4 separate regions of the Mus musculus genome follow, and regions 1, 2 and 3 are each linked to region 4. A link is a loop called in an ENCODE intact Hi-C map of the cell type or tissue named here. Cell type or tissue: left cerebral cortex. All regions are shown on one strand. Region 1 has its middle 15 kb from the start of Gm41207. Region 2 holds the start of Gm41207 (a long non-coding RNA gene). Region 3 holds the start of Fndc3a (fibronectin type III domain containing 3A). Region 4 has its middle 9.8 kb from the start of Gm35218.

Region 1 (2,500 bases), 68 kb after region 4:
ACATGCAAAGGTATTAGATTTACCATAAAACCTTTGATATATTAAAGCCAGGTTGTTTTCTATTACTGGTAAATAGATCAAGGTGGGGGGAGAAAACCAAACAGATCAGCTAAGTTTTTCCTCTTCGACAGAGGGTGAATCTCCAGGGCAGTAGAATACAATAGACACACATACTGATGTAACAAGTACTGCCAAGAGCTGGTTTCTCTGTACCATTCTGTTCATAAAACATCAGCGTCAATCTCTGGATTCCATGTATTATTTTACCCTTTGATCCCTCACACTCCAACTTTATGTTTGATATCTGTGTCTCCCCTGTCCCTGTATATACATGCATAGTACATACATACATACATACATACATGCATACATACATACCTACATACATGTGTGGAGTCATACAGTTCATCATATGTCATCTACATGCATATGTAACACTATTTTTAATTAATTAATGAGTTTGTGTTAGCATGCAGGGGTGCACAGGTGCCACAGCATGCATGTTAGAGGTCAGAGGTCAGAGGTCAGAGGACATCCCTGAGCAGTTCTTTCTTTCCACCATGATCTAGTTTTTAATGTTAGGTTTCAGGGATTGAACTCAGGTTGTCGGGCTAGCATGGCAAGTGCTTTTCTTTCACCCAGGGCACCATCCCCCACCCCCACCCCCACCCCATCTTTTACATAATACAATTTTTGAAAGAACTATCCAACCCACTTTGATTATGAGGAGTTCTACAGTGAGCTTGTTCTATATTTTCTTAATCCATTTCTCCAGTAATGGGAAGTATGTTGACTTCCATCTCCTCCTACATTAAACTAAATGCTGAAATGAATTTCTCTGTGCTTGTTATCCTTGGATCTGTGGCTACGTCTCCCAGGGTTTGCAGTCAAGAGTGAGTATTGCACGTACTGAATTTCACTGAGATTTGCCAGTAATTCTCCAGAGAAGCTACATGGTCCAAAGATTCCACAGCAATGCATAAGAAAAGCTGTTTTCCTATATGCCTGCCAACACTGGCTACTAACCAACTTGAAAACTACTTGCCAATAGTGTAAACATTTTAATCTCTTTTCAGCTTTCATTTCTGCAGTTGCTAATGAGTTCTAGCATCTTCATATATGTGTTGGTCGCTCTGATGTCTCCCCCGGGCACTGTCTAGTTATCTTACCCATCCATTTTGTATTGGAGACTCAGTTCTTTTCTTATTAAGTAGAAACCATTCCTTGCCACATTAATTTCTTATGGCTTTGAACATGGCAATTTTTTTCTCCTATGCTTTTTATTAGATTTTTTTTCTACAAGATGTTGTTTGCTGAACAGAAATTCTTAATTTTAATATGGTTTAACATATAATTTATGTCTCAGGCTTAATGTTTTCGGGATGTTGCTTGGGGATCTTTCAGGATCCAGAGACAGTCTCTGGTGCTCTTTTATTTATTTGAAGACATCCCGAATGTTTCTTTATGTGCAGGTTGAGTAGAGATCAACTTTGTTATTCTCCATATATGAATAAAATCATAATATTCCAAAGAAAATATCAGGGTTTTGAAACTACCTCACATAGACATTAAATGGATAAAAGAAAAAAAGCAATTCCAGTATAATTGCTTGATAAATCAACTTGAGCAATGGTAGACAGATTTCTACTCTACAAAACTTCCCATGGTTTTTAAGGTCCCAGTATACATATTTATTTAGGAGGGGTCCGTAGCCAAAGTGCCAGTCTCCACTGGTGCATTTTTGTACAACCCTCAACCTAAGAATGTTTATGACCTTTTAAACAAAAGCCATTTTAAAAGATGAAGATCACATAACAGGGACCATATGCCCACAAAACCAAAAAATATTTATTATCTGGCCCTTTATAGAAAAAGTTTTCATAGTTCTAGTCTATATTGCAAAACTCTCCAAAAAATACTGATTCAGGCCCCTCATAAGAGGAAGGTCACATGGGATTAGTGTCCGGCCGCAGCAAGAGGCCCTGGTCTGTGCTCGGTAGACACAGTGTTAACAGAAGGACTGGAGAGGCCCGGCATTAGTAGGATTCAAATGATCTCTTCTTTTGCCCCACCCTTCCATCCAATGTTAACTTAACTGTAAAATAACCTGCCCTTTCTCCTGCACAACCAAGGAGGGAGATGCCTGTCGAAGTGCTCCCACCACATCTTTCCCTCTGTGGCCTTCCTGTTGCCTCTGCCCTCACTTCAGCCCAGCTGTGCCCCTAATTTAAAGCAGTCACTTGGAACTCAAAATTCAACTTTAGTGTTTCCATTGCATCAGAGTTGCTAAAAATAATCTATTGATAAGCCTCCTATTTAAACAGCTGTCTCATTTATTCTTCCCTAATATTCTTTTTTAAAGGGTCTACCTTGTATCATTTCGGTTCTATGTAGTTTTCGAGATACTTTGAAAGACACAGATTAAATAAATATGCAGTTTGTCAATTCCAATAGCCACGATGGAATTGTGGGATAGGGTAATGTGATAAGGTAAAAATGA
Region 2 (2,500 bases), 52 kb after region 4:
GTACGATCACAAAGAGCTAGGATAGAATTTTTGGCTACTCAGAAAATTAAGCAAAATCAAAACATGATCATTATTAATTCTGGGAAAAGTAAACAGAATGAAAAAAATTTTATAACACACTTCACGGTGCAACTATGAATAGTATCTCTGGCCGATAAACACAATTTATCAATCTAAAACCTATTATAAAATTATACAAGCACAGGAAGGGGGTTTTAAAAAAACTGTGGTTGATGCAATACCTAAAATAGTAACCAAAAATACAATTAGGGATAATACTAAGTTAAAGAATTAGCTTCAAGCAACAAGCATATGTGTTTTAAAACAGATATTTTGGGGATTGGGCAAGAAGGGCTGGTGGAGGCTGTTCCTGCTCTCCGCAAGCTCTGTAAAGCTATTTTGCACACCATCAGGTGGTGAATTGGGGTCAAACTAAAACTAACGGAGTGTGGAGTCCCGTGCTTAGGATCCTGGCTCTCCCGCTAAGGCTAAGGCAGGAGGATCAACAGTTCAAGGCTGACCGGCCACATAGTGAGACGCTGGGTCAAAAATAATAGAAGAAAAATTCTCACATGTATGGCATCTTGGGGCAAGTAATTTTACCTCTGTTGACCTCATTTGCAAAATGCAGGGGAGGATAGATTAATTTTTCTGTCCAGATGGCCTCTGACCAATAAACTTACATCGTAAGCCAAATAGTTTCTGCTTTAAAATCAATGCGATCCCAAGAAGTGGAGTCTACTTTTCACCATTGGAAGGGATGACAGGTTCACTTAGTTGAATCCCCAGTTTCCAGGAGGAAACCTAGAGGCATGGAGCAGTTTGTTCTAAGGTACCAACTCCTTACTGAGAACTTCCTATACTGTACCATTGGTCTCTAGATTTTGATTGGTTTATTTTTTAGTTTGTCAGAAAGTGTTTGCGGGGGCGGGGGCGGGGGCGAGGGGTTGCTTATGAATGAAGCAAGCAAATCACACAGGACTCCATACATCTGATTCTTACAATATTATTTCCCATGGTGTAGGTAGATAAACGTCATAGGTGGACTTCTCTCTTCCTCCCTCTTCACCTCTGTCTTGGCAGAACTGTGTGTCTGCCTCTAATTGCAAGCCCAGGTTAAAGTCAAGGTTAATAACATTTCTAACTCAGAAATGAATCGACCAGTGTCGATTTCTGTTGGGTGTCACCAAACCTTGCTGAGGCCATTAGTAATTTTCCAGACTTATCCCTACACTCGGCTCGTGGCTAAATCAATGCTCCAGTTATAACGGAGACACAGAGCCAGTATATGAAGCCGGAGATGGCTGGCAAACAGCATCGCAGGTGACATTCCGCCCAGAGCACGCTCTGCATCCTGTGAGCCACTTCCCTTCCCCCAGTCAATTTGCTGTGCTTGCCTGCCTGCAAATACAAGAGGGAAATCTGAGAGGCCAGTTACTAAGGAGACCAAAAAGGTGCCTTCTGAGTCATTCTCTGTTTGGAGGGAATGTGGGTGTAGTTTCTATGGCGGAAGCCTCGATGGTGATTAATTCATTTTTTTTTGACGTCCATGGCAGGCCGCAAGGGATGAAGAATTAATTTCAAATTAAGCCTTACCCTTTCGACAGCACTCAGAGCTAGCGAGGGAGAAGCTGGGGCGGCCGACTGGCAGGTGACAGAAGAAAGTGACTCACTGAGTCGGTGTATGGAGGCGGGTCAGAGGAGAAGCCTGCTTTCATGGGGAGGATAGGAGACAGGCAGAAATGTCCGGGTCAGTAAACGGCTGCGCCTTGGGGCCAGATAAAAGCACGGGAACAAACCAGTCATCTGACCCAGGAAAAGGAGCTGGAAAGGAATGGGAGCATGAGCCTATCTTGCTTTTGTGCTAAACCCTCCATAACTGCCAATTTCAACCAAGGAACCAACGCTGTTAAAAGAAAAGATGTGGAGGAGAAGATGTCGGGAGACGGGGGTTGGGGGAAGCAGGAAGAGACATTTGACTTAATTCTGACTCCTTCCTGGGGACTGCAGTACCATGGTGGAAACATCATGAGGTTAGACCACATGCTGTGTGCAGTCCCAGGAATGCCATCCAGTAGCTGGGTCTTTAGACCTCTGGGCAGTGCAGGCCTTGCAGGAGAGTTGAAGGGCTCTGCAGAGTTGAAATAGAATCACAAAATCTACCTGAGCTACTCTTCCGGAAGGGAGCGTCTAACTTGGCCAATTAGAATGTTTCAACAACCTCTACAGCTCCTAAGACATCGAATCAATCTCTAGCTTGGGAATAAGAAGGAATGTCTGCCTCAACGGGAAGCTCTCTTAGCTTCTGATTATCCACTGGATTATCGGAGTCACATAGAATTAAGCCAAGCTTCTCACAGAAACTGTTGTTTTCTTCTGATTCTATTCTTTCCCCCATTTGTTGTTCCTCCAGAACACTGTGGGAAATTTAGTTCTAGCCACCCAAATCCCCCATTCTACCCACCCCATTCCCTTTTGTTCTTAAGAAGTGTGACTTGAA
Region 3 (2,500 bases), 110 kb before region 4:
GGAAATGATGACACATCACACACACACATACACACACACAAAATCTGTGTTTTCAAATGCACACCATTAATTTGGGAGAAGAAAATTCCCCTTACAATCATGCTTCCCTGAGGCTAGTGTTAATTAAGCATGAGTTTCTTTTTCCTGACCACTGGTGACGAGGATTCAGACAGAAGGGGAAAAGGAAAGAGTTAAGGCAGAGGCATACAGGTGGCCAAAGGGAAGCAGCCTGAGAGAAAAACGTCCCACTTAACCTACAAAGCAAGCCTGGAGAGGATCTATGAAGATAAAACAACACAGAGAAATTTAATATGAAAATGCTAAAATTTTTAAACGTAAAACCTAAACAAGATTTTTCTCCCTATCCCCTTATCTTCTCTCCTCCCTTCAGAGGATGTTATTAGTGGTAAATTACAAGAGGACTAAATTTTTTTAAAAACCCAACGAAAAGCCATGTTTTAAAAGACCTTATCATTGCTTTCCAATAGGCCCAACACCTGTCTCCATGGGTAACTGATCTCATTAGTTGAGAAAAAAAAAATCAATTTAAACAAGAAAATGTTAAGAAGGCAGGGGGGTCATCTCTCTGGAACATTTTTAGGTGACTTAAACAACATTTCCGAGATGACAAGAATTACACACTCCGCAAATACACACAAACTAAATATTTATCTAAACACGGGATATGAGCCAGAAATCTCAATTTGCTTCTGTCTGACATATGGCTCGGTTTTGACTGGCATATGTTTCGTACTGATACTGGCAAAAGCATAGTGATTCAAATATTACAGAAAAGCTTCAACTGCTCTTTCATTCTTACAACTCATCTTAGCCAAGAGGCTGAGAGGCGATGCTTATTTGCTTCTTACAACACGCACAAACTTGGGTTTCAAGAACTGAAACAGACCACAATAGGATGCAGCAACATCATTATGTGGCTCGGTGTTTTTTAAAGTCTACCCGTGAGCACTTCAAGATTATAATACAAAAAGAGGGAAAGCCTTGTCCGCCTGCCACTGTCAGTTAGTAGACGGACAGCCGAGAAGGTGCCCAAAGGAACTTACAGTCTCACTAAAATAAATAATCTCTAGCTCACCATCCTTAGCACCCTCAGCAATCTCTCTCTCTCTCTCCCTCCCTCTCTCTCTCTCTCTCTCTCTCTCTCTCTCTCTCTCTCTCACACACACACACACACACACACACACACGAATACCCCCCAATGCTTTTTATGAAAGGTGATAGTTTAATAAAACTACAATTACCTATCACACACGGTAAAAGCAGCAAGCGCTAGCGATCTGACGTCGAAATTACTCGCTCCTTTTCCTTCACCCAGCGCGTGCCGCCCTTTCCCAGAGTCGTGTCAAAAGTTCACCCACGCAGGCTGCCGAGCTGGGCGAGCACCGCAGCCTCCCTTCCTCCTCGCCACCGACCGAACAGGTGGTTGCCTTACCTGGGGAAGAGGAGCCGCCAGGCACCGGCTGCGGCGGCCGCCCGGGCGGCCAGGCAGGCGGGCGCAGACCCGAAGGGCGTGTTTTCGAGGATTTAACCCTCAGGTGCGCAGGCAGCGCTCCGCTGTCGCCGAGCCCCGGCAGGTGTCGCGCACGTCCCCGCCGCGTCCCGGGTCCGTCACCCCGCGGACGGCGCGGCCTCGCGTGGGGGCGTCGCCCGTCCGCCCGCCCTCCCCGACGGGCTCAGCCCTCCGGCGGCGCGGCCCGCAGCCCCAGCCTAACGGTTTCCCCGACGCGGGCTCCGGCGTCCCCCTGCCGGCTCTCACCTCCGAATCCCGCCGCTCCGAAGCGAAGGAAGGCGGATCCCCCACCCCGGGCGTCTCTCCTGCGAGGCTCCGGCTCGTCCTCTCACTCGCTTGGCGGTGGGCCGGGGCTCCCGCGGCCGCCGCTGCGCTGACTGCTGTGGAGGGGGGTTGTTGGGGAGGGGTGTTTCCCGGCAGTGACGGCGCCGCCGCCTCAGCCCCGCTCTTCGCTCCCTCTCCGCGTAGCTCCCGCTTTCTGTTTCACCCGAGGGACCGCGAATGCCGCCGCCGCCATGATTACTACGGAGCCGGGAGGAGGAGCCCGGAGTCGGCGCGCCCAGTGCGGCTGCGCGAGCCCCGCCGACGGCGCCCCCGGCCGCCTGGACCCGGAGCCCCCGCGCGCGCACACACACACACACACACACACACGAGCTCGAGCGCGCGCACCCGAACCCGCTCGCCCGCCGCCCCGCAAGCCGAGGCTTCCCGGGCCCGCAAGTGTGTGTGGCATGCGAGCTCCGGTGCCGCTCTCCCAGAGCCCGGGAACTGTGCGGATGATTGACGTATCCGGGGCCCCACACGCCATTCCGAATGCAGTTTAGAAAGCGCCCCCCACCCACCGCCCCCAGAGACGAACCGTGTCAGCCCCTCTCGGCAAGCCCCAGAACTTAGGATGCCGGCAGGTGCTTTTAGAGGCAAGCCCCGGACGGGGAAGCGCCCCGAAGTGGGCTCAGACCTTCCCACTCC
Region 4 (2,500 bases):
ATATTTAAAACCACATCTCTCATTAGAGATCACTTTATCAAACTCATACTATCAGTCTTTTTCTTCCCCCTTTAATGTTCTCTGGATTCTTCTTTTAAAATCTAAAGTATTAAAGTGTTCTCTGTACTTCATACGGGATTCTCCAAAACTGAACACAGACTATACTAGCAAAAGCTAAGCGGATGCCTGTGTGGAACACATTTTAAACAACAGCTGCTAAATGGCGACCTGAAACGCCGAGGACACCTAAAGCTAAGTTAACACAAACAGCGAACTATCTCAGGATGCATCCAAGATAGTTATTTTTTTTTTTCTCTCTGTTTGCCCTATTTTGAGAACAATGATTTGTACAGGCAAATGTACTGCAATGAACTTAGAAAATGCTTGAAATCGAATTGCGAGACTGCAGGAAAACAGCCACCAAAGCAGCCTGATTTACCTCCCTAACATTGGTTGTCAGACGCTAACATCCAATTCATATCTGCTTTTTTTGTGGGTGGGGGAGTGCAGAATGTTACACAAATCACTTGCTGTCCATTGTACATGGAAATCCTAGAATCACTGATCACATTTTAATAAAAATAACAAACAGGCATTCTGTTCCTTATATTATTATTTTGTGAGTTTAACCCACACCCCCCAGCATTCAATTGTCTCTACGTACCCCACCAGAACCAACCTTCTGGCTGTAAAATTGAGGTTTCGGCTCTAAATGAGATGGCCGAGGCCGTTGCCATGCCCTGAGACCCCAGCGGCTCTTATATTGGACAGCAACACCGTCTGAACTTTCTCTTACAGCAGTGTGCTTGATTGATAGGCTGTTTTGAGAAGACAATGTCAGCGACCTTACTGTTCTGAGCCAAGCTCAGCTGGTGGCATGGTCTGACAACTTGAATATGTTTTTTAGCTGAAATGAGCAAGTGGCTGCAGTGGTCGCCACAGCAACGGAGTAGCTAGAACCCTCGGGAGCTCTTAGTGGAGGAATAAAGGCAGCTGCAAGGGAGGCTTCAGCCGGGATTAATGGTGACTTCAGGATTAGGAATCCTTTATGTTCTTTCTAGCAAGCATAGGTACAAACTGTGATTGTTCCTCACTACTAAACATTCTGACTTTTTTATGCAATATTTTCCTCTCCCGAATTTCATAAATGCTACATCAGTCTTCGTAACAGCTACCTGTTTAAGGGACGGGGAGAAAGAAGACAAAAACAAAAAGAAGGGGGAAAATTATGGGTTTTATCTAATTTCTGATCACATTTCTAATTTTTTTTTCCTTTATAATTACCCACCAGGAAACGTTTATTTCCGAAGTGAACGAAAGGAAAGTAAGACACCTGGAGGAGGAGGTGAGCAGGGGTGGAAAACACAGAACCCAAGAGAGTTGTTTCCCAGCCACGATCTGAGACTTAACCGTTTGCTTGTTGGTTGCATTGAGGGATCAGTCACATCCTCAACTCTCTTGTTGCCGAGGAGAGGCGACATCACACCTGCTACTTTAGTAAACGTGAATAACTTATACTTGATACACTAGAAATTGTGAGGTTCTTAGAACGGCATGAAAGGGGGCACGCCTGAGAAACAGACAGGAAGACCTAGATTTAGCGTTTTCTTTCTTTACTTAATTTTTTGAGAATTCCTTGCTGGGCGCTCTCATCATGGTCAGCCCCGCCACTCCTCCCACATCCACCCCTCCTTCCCTACCCACCCAACTTTGCATGCTTTCCCTTTCCTTTCCTTGTTTTTAGAAAACATTACTTCCAGGCTGTGCTGCCTACATAGTCTTGGATGTGCAGCCTTCTGCTGGAACAACTTGCCAGATGCACCACTCTTAAAGAGAACAGACTCTACATCCCCCAGCAACTACCAATTGCCAGTAGCTCCTTGGCTAGAGGTGGGACTTTGTACCCCGCTCTCCTTTCTATGCACAGTGTGACCTGGGCTGTGCATGCTGTCACGGCTGTTCTGAGGGCAGATGTAGAGCTGCCCTGTTGTGTTCAGAGGACAGTTTTATTGTACTCATCTGCCACTTCTGGCTTTTACAATATTTTGGCCCCATGAGCCTTGGGAGGTGAGAATGTGACACAAATGTCCCATTTAGGGCCAGATACTTCAGTCTCTTATCCTCTGTCGTTTGGCCCGGTGGATCTCTGTTTTAATCACTGTCTAACACACATAGAAGCTTCTCTGGGGATGAGAACTGAGAGGTGTATTTGTCTATGGGTATGACCATTAGGAGTTAATTTAATACTATATCTATTTAGCAGAATAATAGTAGTTTCTCCCCTGGAGTCTGTGAGCTATCTGGCTACAGGTTCTTAGTCCAACAACAGTGCCAAGGTATTTCATCTTGTGGGTCAGGTCTTAAGTCCAGTCAGAAAGTGTTTGGTTACTCCACTAATGTCCATGCCACTACTGTGTAAGTGTGTATGGCTTTCCTGGGACCTCTAGGTGCCTGGAGTTGTCTCTGGAGCTCTGTGCCCTGCCCAGGTCATGCGGCACCA

Evidence for each region. Peaks named below come from ENCODE experiments on the same cell type or tissue, not always from the same donor. Only the 100,000 strongest peaks of a DNase experiment are listed, where the experiment ranks them.
Region 1: it touches region 4 in a loop (2.4-fold over the local background); 2 of 42 quality-filtered maps call a loop at or near these places.
Region 2: it touches region 4 in a loop (1.9-fold over the local background); 3 of 42 quality-filtered maps call a loop at or near these places.
Region 3: a loop joins it to region 4, with 2.4 times the contacts of the local background. A loop is called at or near these places in 4 of 42 quality-filtered maps.

The regions. Positions count from the first base shown.
Region 1 is chr14:72,883,798-72,886,297 of GRCm38, forward strand. No RefSeq gene overlaps it. Among named protein-coding and RNA genes, the nearest start is that of Gm41207, 15 kb to the left of the region's middle. In left cerebral cortex, no CTCF peak of the experiment used is centred here; a DNase peak (open chromatin) is centred at 961.
Region 2 is chr14:72,867,983-72,870,482 of GRCm38, forward strand. It overlaps Gm41207 (a long non-coding RNA gene), which reads right to left and starts at 1,815. Exons shown (of 3, transcript XR_874817.2): 1 at 1,597-1,815. In left cerebral cortex, no CTCF peak of the experiment used is centred here; a DNase peak (open chromatin) is centred at 1,528; H3K27ac peaks cover 623 bases.
Region 3 is chr14:72,707,941-72,710,440 of GRCm38, forward strand. Fndc3a (fibronectin type III domain containing 3A) reads right to left here and starts at 2,063. Exons shown (of 26, transcript NM_207636.2): 1 at 1,778-2,063. In left cerebral cortex, no CTCF peak of the experiment used is centred here; DNase peaks (open chromatin) are centred at 843, 1,511 and 2,098; H3K4me3 peaks cover 2,271 bases; H3K27ac peaks cover 1,087 bases.
Region 4 is chr14:72,816,174-72,818,673 of GRCm38, forward strand. No RefSeq gene overlaps it. Among named protein-coding and RNA genes, the nearest start is that of Gm35218, 9.8 kb to the left of the region's middle. In left cerebral cortex, no CTCF peak of the experiment used is centred here; DNase peaks (open chromatin) are centred at 960, 1,479 and 1,788; H3K4me3 peaks cover 436 bases.